Regions from separate parts of the Homo sapiens genome. Here region 1 is linked to region 2. Evidence: read pairs that join two places in POLR2A ChIA-PET (ENCODE). Cell type or tissue: GM12878. All regions are shown on one strand. Each heading gives the region's core, and the rest is flanking DNA. Links, peaks and the distances in the headings are about the cores only.

Region 1 (5,374 bases), core at 239-5,238, 56 kb before region 2:
GCCTAACCCCCAGCACCTGTGAATTTGACCTTACTTGGAAATAGGGTCTTTGTAGATGATGTTGTTCAGATGAGTCATTAGGGTGAGCCCTAATCCAAAGTGCCTGGTATCCTTATTAAAAGGGGTTCTTTAGACAAAGAGACAGGCACACACAGGGAGAAAAGCCACATGAGGAAGGAGACAGCTGTTGGAGTGATGCTTCTAGAATCCAAGAACACCCAGGATTGCCAGTAAAACACCAGAAGCTAGGCGAGAGGTATGAACAGGTTCTCCCTCACAACTCTCAGAAGGAAACAACCATGCCAGTACCTTGATTTTGGACTTCTAGCCTCCGGAGCTCTGAGACAATGCATTTCTATTACATGAAGCCACCCAACTGTAGCAGCTCTAGCATAAATGAATACAGCCTGGCCCACCTGGAAGCCCTTAGTAGACTTCCTTCCTTTATAAGACAGCACCATCATGATCTATGCCATCTGTCTTCCAGGACAGCTGTGAAAAATAAAGTATTTCTTAAGCATGCATCATTTGAGGCATTGGGATAGTGAATAAGAAAGCATTTAATAAGAATAAAAGAGCAGAGCATAAGATATTACTATTTCCTTTTACCTCAACTGAGCCATAGCAGAGAATGGATGCAAGATGCAGATAAATTTAGAATTAGGAGGCCGAGCATGGTGGCTGACGCCTGTAATCCCAGCAATTTGGGAGGCCAAGGTGGGCGGATCACCTGAGGTCAGGAGTTCAAGGCCAGACTGGCCAACATGGTGAAACCCTGCCTCCACTAAAAATACAAAAATTAGCTGGGTGTGGTGGCACACACTTGTAACCCCAGCTACTCGGGAGGCTGAGGCAGGAGAATCACTTGAACCTGGAAGATGGAGTTTGCAGTGAGCTGAGATTGATTGTACCACTGCACTCCAGCCTGGGCGACAGAGCAAGACTGTTGCAAAAACAAAAAAAACAAAACAAAAGATTAGAATTAGGGGCAAATTCCAGCAAATATTCTTTATAGGACAAGCATTTTCAAAGTACTCCTTGTAACAATGATAATCCCAGGGGCTACCGAGCACATGTTATGTACTAAGTGCTTTATGTACACTATGTGCATGATCTCAACACATACAGCTGCCCAGTGAGGTAAGTGCTGCTCTTATTCCTTCTTTAAGACAAAGGAAATTAGGATTAAGTAGTCTGTGCAAGGCTGCAGGGCTGTGTCATGGTTGAGGCATGATTTGAACCCTTGCCTCTGAGGACATTCTATTAACCTCTGTGAGTCTTGTTTCTCCAGCAGCTTAACAGCTATAGTTAGAAGAAATATGCAGCAGTAGCAATACTCTAAAAGTGGAATTTAAAAAAACAATCTATACACATTGTTATCAGTTCATAAATTAATCAAGGTTCCTGTGACTACACAGAGGGTGACGAGTAAACCCTTCTTCCTAGAAAGAGAGAGTTTTCCTGGATTAAATTATCTACTCTGTTTCAGGAGTGAATCACCCCAGGGTTAGGGATTTGAGGCTGAAGAGAGATAGCAGCTGAACATTTCTGGACTCTGGCAGAGACGGGTAGAAATGAGGTCATTCTAGATTCGAGATTATTTTAGATCTTTCTAGGGGCAGAGCTAAGAGACCAACACTCTTCTCAGGGATTCACTGAGGGAAGACCGAGGCCAGCCATGGGGTCTGATCAAAAGTTCCTTACAGGCCGGGCGCAGTGGCTCACACCTGTAATCCCAGCACTTTGGGAGGCCGAGGCAGGCAGATCACGAGGTCAGGAGTTCAAGACCATCCTGGCTAACACGGTGAAACCCCCTCTCTACCAAAAATACAAAAAAAAAAAAATTAGCCGGGCGCGGTGGCGGGTGCCTGTAGTCCCAGCCACTCGGGAGGCTGAGGCAGGAGAATGGCGTGAACCGGGGAGGCGGAGCTTGCAGTGAGCCGAGATCGTGCCACTGCACTCCAGCCTGGGTGACAGAGCGAGACTCTGTCTCAAAAAAAAAAAATTCCTTACAGTTCTGCGGACTTCTGTTAGCAGCTGAGAGACTAAGGCAGAATTAGGGGGAACAACTGCTATCTCAGACAATTTCCATATACCCTTCCTTTACCTGTCTCAGAAGGACTAACTTTGAATTTCAGTTTGGAAATGCATGATTTTTCCCCTAACTTGACATCAATACTTGATTGTTTCAATTGCTTTTTAGAATTCCAAGGCAGGAGGCAGGCGGGGTGGGCAGCCAGCAGCCTTGTGGGTCACTGGCCTTCAACATGGTGTCAAGGGTCCAATGTCCAGGCTAAGGGGAGATGGCCAACCAAGGACTTTGCTGTCACCCTGTAGGGCTGTGCAGGGACTTTAAGGACAAGAAATTCACCCTCCTCTCCTGAACTTTCCAGCACTGGCTGTTTTACTAGGTCATGCATTGAACTGAGTTTTCCTGACTGCAACCTCATCTTGTGCATCTCTAGCAACTTCGGAAAGGTGGTGTAATGTAAGGAAAGCTCCAAGGGCTTTGGAGACAAACCTGCCTTAACAGGTTAGACAAACCTAACCCCAAGGGCTTAGGAGACAAACCTCACAGCCATGTGCCCCTGCCACTCACAGTTATGTGGTTTTAGGCAAATTGCCTAATTTCTTTTTCTTTTCCTTTCTTTTTTTTTTTTTTTGAGACGGAGTTCTGCTCTGTCGCCCAGGCTAGAGTGCAGTGGCGTGAACTTGGCTCACTGCAAGCTCCGCCTATAAAGTGGTTGGTAAATAGGTTTCCAGGTCCCGCTCAAGCAGAGCCAAGGTCCTAAAGAGGCAGTCATTAGTGAAACAAAAAGAGGGGCCTGGTTATCTTGGAGACCCCACAGACATCTGGCAGAAGTAGTCAAGAAGAAGGTGGGACTTCTCCAGTCCCTGGGGCACATTCAGACTTCTCCAGTGTAATTAGCCTCAGGACCAGGCCTTTCTGGCTGTAATCACAGTGCTTATTGGTGGCTGTGTTTATGTCTCCCCAGACGGTAGACACAAACTTTCATTTGGCAAAAGGCAACCATTACCCCTAAATATACTAGTAAGAGTCTCCTCTTTGCATTGAGAAAGGAGGCATCCCCCACTTAAGCACTCCCTTCCCAGTATCAAAAGGAAAGGGGTCAACAAGTGGTACTCTCCTTTAAAAAGTTTCAGACCTGGACCGGGGCAGTGGTTTAGGTCTCTAATCCCAGCACTTTGGGAGGCTCAGGCAGGAGGATCCCTTGAGCCCAGGAGTTAGAGACCAGCCTTGGTAACAGCAAGATCCCATCTCTACAAAAAATAAAAATTAAGGCCAGGTGTAGTGGCTCATGTCTGTAATACCAGCATTTTGGGAGGCCAAGGCAGATGGATCACTTGAGGTCAGGAGTTCGAGACCAGCCTGGCCAACATGGTGAAACCCCGTCTCTACTAAAAATACAAAAATTAGCCGGGCATGGTAGCACCCACCTGTAGTCCCAGCTACTCCAGAGGCTGAGCCAGGAGAATTGGTTGAACCCAGGAGGTGGAGATTGCAGTGGGCCAGGATTGTGCCAGTGTACTCCAGCATGGGTGACAGAGTGAGACCGTCTCAAAAAAAAAAAAAAAAAAAACCAATCTGGGTGTGGTGGTGTGTGCCTGTAGTCTCTCAGCTACTCAGGAGGCTGAGGTGGGAGGATTGCTCGAGCTGGGAGGTTGAGGCTGCCATGAGCTATGATCACACCACTGCACTCCAGCCTGAGTGACAGAGTGAGACCCTGCCCTCCACCCCCACCCTCCCCCAAAAAAAACCCAAAACCAAAAACCAAAAACCAGAACAACATAAACCTTTCAGACCCACAGAGGATTTTTAGAACAGTGAATATACTGTGTATACTATAATGGTGGATATATGCCATGATACATTTGTTCAAACCGATAGAATACACAACACTAAGAGTGAACCCTCATGTAAGCTACGGTATTTGGGTTTTGATAATGGCATGTGAATTCAGCCATTGTAACAAACGTGTCATGCTGGTGCCCATAGGTGAGGCTGCATAGGTGGGGACAGAGGATGTGTAAAAGATCTTTGTACCTCCCTCTTAATTTTATGTTGAGCTTAAAACTGTTCTAAAAATACAATCTTTTTTTTTTTTTTTTTTTTTTTGAGACGGAGTCTCGCTCCGTCGCCCAGGCTGGAGTGCAGTGGTGGGATCTGCGTTCGCTACCAGCTCCGCCCCCCGGGTTCATTCCATTTTCCTGCCTCAGCCTCTCGAGTAGCTGGGACCACAGGCACTCGCCACCATGCCTGGCTAATTTGTTTTTTTTGTATTTTTAGTAAAGACGGAGTTTCACCGTGTTCGCCAGGATGGTCTCGATCTCCTGACCTCGTGATCCACCCGCCTCGGCCTCCCAAAGTGCTGGGATTACAGGCATGAGCCACCGTGCCTGGCCTTAAAAATATAATCTTTAAAAAAAAGTTTCAGACCTCCTCGAGGAAAGGAGGACAGATGTCAATTTTGTCCCCAGTTGCTGAATAAATGCCCTTTGCTAACTGTCTAAATCAGCTGGAAGCGATTTACACAAAGCCAGGAGTCTTTCTGCATATTCCAGGGACTCCTGGCTGCACCTGCAGCCATCTTTAGCAAAAGCTCATCTACATAACAATGCACCAAGGCCCGGGGAAGCTTCTGGGACTGTCGTTGTTCTGTTGTGTATTCACCTTCAGTTGTATGGGAAGTGTTTTTCTATAAGGGCAAACACTTTGTTTACCACCTGGTAACAAACCTTCTGGTAAACAAAGTTTGCATCACAGATTGGATTACTCCCAGTCCCTGCTTTTCAAAACCAGCTCGGAAAGGGTGTACCTTATCTAGCAATGACTAATTGACTTTATGATACAAGTCTGAACAAAGGCCAAGGCAAGAGTTAAAAAATAATATGTCTGGCCAGGCACGGGGTTTATGCCTGTAATGCCAGCACTTTGGGAGGATGAAGTGAAAAAAAAAAAAGTCATTAAGTTTAAAAAAAAAGAAGGTGCAGGGAAAACACTATTTTAAAACAGTGCAAGTGAGATATAAGGCAGGTGAAAAGCCTAACCATGTGCTATTTATAAAGTGATTATGTGGCTATACCATTGACGATGAATAAGGAGAACTTGAGAAACTATTAGTAAACATAGTTATTATTACCTAATCTTGTTCCTAGAAAAGCCAATGGAAGTTTAGACTCAATATTCAGGTTTAAGTATAGAATTAAGCATCACGAAAATTCTGAAATTATGGAGGGCGCCTGTAATCCCGACTACTCAGGAGGCTGAGGCAGGAGAATCGCTGGAACCTGGGAGGTGAAGGTTGCAGTGAGCTGAGATCATGCCACTGCACTCCAGCCTGGGCGACAGAGT
Region 2 (5,374 bases), core at 177-5,176:
CATATCTTTTGGGGGGACACAATTCAACCCATAACAGGAGTTGTTTAAGATTAATTAGTAAAACTTCACTAAGGACAGTTTCAGTAGATGGATGAATATTAGTATTATTACAGGATTTGCCTGACATCTGCTCAATAAATGAATTGGATAAGATAGATGGTAATCTTTGCTTTTCTCGTATCTATGGTACTGTGTTAGGTCAGAGAAAACTGTTTCTGACTAGTGCTCACCACTGAGAAAGGAGAAAACATATTGGCCTGGCCTTTGCTAGCTCACAGGCCTTATTGGCTGGGCTGAGGCTTTTTTCTCTTTTCTTTCTTTCTTTTTTTTTTGAGACAGGGTCTGGACTGCAGTGGCATGATCACCGCTAACTGCAGCCTCAAATTCTTGGGCTCAAGTGATCATCCTGTCTCAGTCTCCCAAGTAGGTGGAACTATAGGCATGCGCTACCATGCCTGGCTAATTTTAAACATTTTTTAGAGATAGGGTCTCACTATGTTGCCTAGGCTGGTCTCAAACTCCTGGGCTCAAGAGATCTGCCTGCTTCCACATCCCAAAGTGTTGGGATTATAGGTGTGAGCCACCATACCTGGCCTAGAGCTGCAGTTTCTTTCTTTCTTTTTTTTTTTTTTTTGAGACGGAGTCTTACTGTGTCGCCCAGGCTGGAGTGCAGTGGTGCTCTCGGCTCACTGCAACCTCTGCCCTCCGAGTTCAAGCGATTCTCCTGCCTCAGCCTCCCAAGTAGCTGGGATTACAGGCATCTGCCCCCTCACCTGGCTAATTTTTTGTGTTTTTAGTAGAGATGGGGTTTCACAATCTTGGCCGGGCTTGGTCTTGAACTCCTGACCTTGTGATCCACCCACCTTGGCCTCCCAAAGTGCTGGAATTACAGGTATGAGCCACCACGAAGGGCTGAGGTTTCTTAACTGTTCTTGGCCTCACTCATCATTTGCCCAAAGAAAAGTCTGACCTGATAGGGGAGCCTCAGGGTGTCAGTGTGTCTCTGAAATTGTGTATAAAAGAGTTGTTTTTTTTTTTTTTCAGATGAAATCTATTGTACTTGTCACAGGAGTCTGTGACTCAGTAACACTTAAGAGCCACTGGACTGGATTTCCTATATTTAACCGCACATTAGAGTCACCTGCAGAGATTGCAAATGCCCCATCTCAATCCCAGAGACTCTTTTTCAATTGGTCTGGGAGAGGGCTTATCCATCGGTATTTTTTAAGTTCCTCTAGTAATCTTGGTGTGCAGCTGGGTTGGGCACCACAGCACCAGACAATTCCTACACCCACCCTTTTGGCACTAATATTCAGATTCTGATGGTCTCTACTCTTTATATAAATAATACGGCATATCCCATCAAAACTGCCATTGCCCTGGGGAGAGGGCTTGTTTACAGCCTGAGTATTAGGACTTAATATACTTCTGGTATGCATTTCAAGACATTCCCTTAGGCTTCTTCTGCTGGACTCCTCTGCTGCGCTGGGGTGGGGACCTGGCTCCTGGGGCATCTCTCCCTTGCTTCCCATACCACTGTGCATTCAGGGAGAATCAGCTCCACAGAGGAAGTCACTGTGGAGCTTCAAAGGGGATGCACTGAGAGGGCCCACAGGGGGCTGCCAAGCGAGCCTCCAAAGTGGAAGGGGGAATGTCAAAGAGAAAGCGGGTGGCAAGCAAGAGGTGCTGGGGATGGGGTTATGCAATGCGAATCGGAAAAGTGAGCCAGTTCCTGAGCACAGGCCATAGTTGCCTTTGGAGGGTGACTCAGCAGGTTACTTTTCAGGAAGTGTTTTTTCTTCATTTTTTTGTTTCTTTTTAATGAGCAGGTGAAGGGCATCAAATGAACAGACAAGTTACTAAGACTGAAAAAAATTCAGTTTCTTTTTCTTTTCTTTTCTTTCTTTCTTTTTTCTTTTTTTTTTTTTTTAATAGAGACAGGAGGCCAGGTGCGGTGGCTCACGCCTGCAATCTCAGTACTCTGGGAGGCTGAGGCGGACGGATCACCTGCGGTTATGAGTTCAATACCAGCCTGACCAACATGGAGAAACCCTGTCTCTACTAAAAACACAATAATTAGCTGGACGTGGTGGCGTGTGCCTGTAATCAGCTACGCAGGAGGCTGAGGCGGGAGAATCACTTGAACCCCGGAGGTGGAGGTTGGAGTGAGCCGAGAGGGTGTCACTGCACTGCACTCCAGCCTGTGAGACAGAGTGAGACTCCATCTCAAAAAAAAAAAAAAAAAAAAATAGTTTCCCTATGTTGCCCAGGCTGGTCTTGAACTCCTCGACTCAAGTGATCTTCCTGCCTTGGCCTCCCAAAGTGCTGGGATTACAGGCGTGAGCCATTGCCCCCAGCCTTTACGGTTTCTTATGCTAGATATGGAGATTGGCATTAATTGCTTAATTAGCTATCTACAAAAATAATCTAGTGATTCACACTTCTCTACTGTTGTCTGCAGACTGACATTGTATAATCCAGGTGTCTCTCCGACACTGATACACAAACCAAGGCTGATAAACGCTCATATAAAATGGCCATTCCACAGTTGATGGCCCAGATACCCAGAAAGACACATGGCCTCCCGCATTTGCCGTTTATCTCTGCAGACAGGAAAGCTAGGTGTGGGTGTACTGTGGATCGGGTGACGGACATGGCCCCTTTGGGCTTAAAATTGCCCTGCCGGCAGCTGGCATGACTCAGCTTGTGTGCTGCAGCCAACATAGCGAGGCCAGGCAGGGTGGGGCTGAAGGCAGTGGAGCGGAAGAGATCTTCCCCAGTTGCTCTATTTTAAGCTACAGGGTCTTCTAACAGGTTTGGTAGGAACTGAAGTACTGGCTGAGGAGTGAGGAGGGATTGCATAGTTTCGAGGTCCTTGGTTTAATAATAGTTTACACTTTTGGATTCCTTGATCTGTGCCAGCTTCTGTAGCTCGTGCTTTGCAAATATAATTTCATCTAATCCTTCCACCAACTCTGAGGGCTAAGTATCATTATCTTCATTTCTTTCTTCTCTCTCTCTCTTTTTTTTTTTAATAAAAAACAAGAGCGCACTGAAGATTAGGAGGTTTAAAAGCCTGCTCAAAGTCAGAGGACTGAATGCAGAGGTAGTGACAAATATTAGAACGGTCTGATTTTAATGCCTGCGTCCTCAAGCCTCACAATGTAGCCACCCGTGGCCTCTCCTCAAGGGGAGTTAATTCAGCGAGCATTTGTTGAGGGCCTGCAGCATGCCAGGTGCTTTGCTGGGCATGGTGGAGAGCGCAGTGCTGACACATGTGGCCCCTGTTATCAAGGGATCAGTATCCTCTAGGAGGACCACCCAGGGAAATTGCCACATGTTTGTTTTAGTCTCCATTTTATCCTTTAATGGTGGTGTGATCATGGCTGATCTATGTAGTCTGGGATAACATTTTTTTTTTCAGCTATTAAAAGACTGTTGTGAATCCAGACGAGAGTAAGGATGGGGACAGTGTGTTGAAAAGTAACCGGAGCTCAAAAAGTGAAGCTTCATTCATCTTTCCCGAGCTACCTGGAGTTTGGATGGACTGGCTCTGAAGCAAAGGAGGCTCAGGTCAAGCTCAGGCTTCTTGCCTCATCCAAGATCCTTTCTTTCTATAGACCTCACATTCTGTCACTCCTTCAGCAAATCCTGGCAGCTATGTCTTCTGAGTATGGCCAGAGTATGACCCTTCTCTAATCCCCTGTACACAGAGCCACTATCATTCCATACCCGGGTGCTACAGAGGCCTCCTAACTGGTCTCCAGCTTCTGCCCTTACTCCTCTTTGATCTCTGCTCAAATAGCATTTTATCAGAGAATGCTTGAGTACCTGTTGAAAGACTATGCCCCTACCATCACTCACTGTATCCCAACCTGCTTTATTCTTCTTCACCACTTGGTATAGATCTGCTCATTTGCTAGTCATCTGATGCCCTCTCTTGAATGTAGGGCCCTGAGGGCCAAAGCCTGGGCTCTTCCATGCACTGCTGTATCCCCCAGATCAAGAACCTGGCAGGCAAGGCAATAGGGGCTACCATGCTTGACCTCTTTCAGTTTGTTCTCAAACTGGTTTGCCCTTTATTTTTTATTTTTTTAATGAGATGGAGGAGTCTCCTTCTGTCATCCAGGCTGGAGTGCAGTGGCACGATCTTGGTTCGCTGCAACCTCCACCTCCCTGGTTCAAGCAATGCTCTTTCCTCAGACTCCCGAGTAGCTGGGATTACAGGCGTGCACCACCACACCCCCAGCTAATTTTTGTATTTTTAGTAGAGAAGGGATTTCACCATGTTGGCCAGGCTGGTCTGGAACTCCTGACCTCAAGTGATCCGCCCACCTCGGCCTTCCAAAGTGCTGAGACTACAGGCATGAGCTCCACGCCCGGCCTGCCCTTTTAACTCTTTTTTTTTTTTTTAAATACAGAGTCTCGCTCTGTCACCCAGGCTGGAGTGCAGTGGTGCCATCTCCGCTCACTGCAAGCTCTGCCTCCCGGGTTCACGCCATTCTCCTGCCTCAGCCTCCCCAGTAGCTGGGACTACAGGCGCCCGCCACCACACCCAGCTAATTTTTTTTTTTGTATTTTTAGTAGAGACGGGCTTTCACCGTGTAAGCCAGGATGGTCTCAATCTCCTGACTTCGTGATCCACCTGCCTCAGCCTCCCAAAGCACTGGGATTACAGGCGTGAGCCACCGCACCTGGCCTTAAATCTTATTTTTAATATTACAAAATTCAGCATATAGAGAAAGGTAAAAAAGGGAGGAGAAATTTGTCCCTAATGGCAGTCCCAGCAACAACCACTGTAATACATTTAAAACCATTTTGATTTTTAATATCATTTTTGTTTGTTTGTTTTGAGAGAAAGTCTTGCTCTGTTGCTCAGGCTGGAGTGCAATGGCGCCATCTCGGCTCACTGCAACCTCCATCTTCAGGGTTCAAGCGATTCTTCTGCCTCAGCCTCCCCAGTAGCTGAGACTACAGGTGCCCACCACTACGCCTGGCTAACTTTTGTATTTTTAGTAGAAATGGGGTTTCTCCATGTTGGCCAGGCTGGTCTCTAACTCCTGCACTCAGGTTATCTGCTCACCTTGGCCTCCCAAAGTGCTGGGATTACAGGAGTAAACCACGGCGCCTGGCCTGATTTTTAATATAATTTTAAGAGTAGTTTAATTACAAAGACTAACCAAGCCTTATTTCATTCCAGATGTTCTGAATTTTGACGTTTTACTTAAAGCATTTGAACAGTGGAGTCAGCCTAATTTGAAGTCTATACTTACCGTTATGAATGTTTAGCATTATCAGGTAACCCTTATCCAAATATTTTGGGAAAGTAAACCCTAAAAGGAAACCCATTATACACCGTAAGCTGCTCTTTATG

What was found. ChIA-PET counts read pairs that join two places held together with the same protein. Peaks named below come from ENCODE experiments on the same cell type or tissue, not always from the same donor. Only the 100,000 strongest peaks of a DNase experiment are listed, where the experiment ranks them.
Region 1: POLR2A ChIA-PET joins it to region 2 with 5 read pairs; 17 of 35 experiments call an interaction of 5 or more read pairs at or near these places.

What each region holds. Positions count from the first base shown.
Region 1 is chr18:59,859,711-59,865,084 of GRCh38, forward strand. No RefSeq gene overlaps it. Among named protein-coding and RNA genes, the nearest start is that of PMAIP1, 38 kb to the right of the region's middle. RefSeq lists a silencer at 4,467-4,761. In GM12878, for the core only: no CTCF peak of the experiment used is centred there; a DNase peak (open chromatin) is centred at 2,651; H3K27ac peaks cover 1,009 bases.
Region 2 is chr18:59,915,943-59,921,316 of GRCh38, forward strand. No RefSeq gene overlaps it. Among named protein-coding and RNA genes, the nearest start is that of PMAIP1, 19 kb to the left of the region's middle. In GM12878, for the core only: no CTCF peak of the experiment used is centred there; a DNase peak (open chromatin) is centred at 2,639; H3K4me3 peaks cover 464 bases; H3K27ac peaks cover 3,382 bases.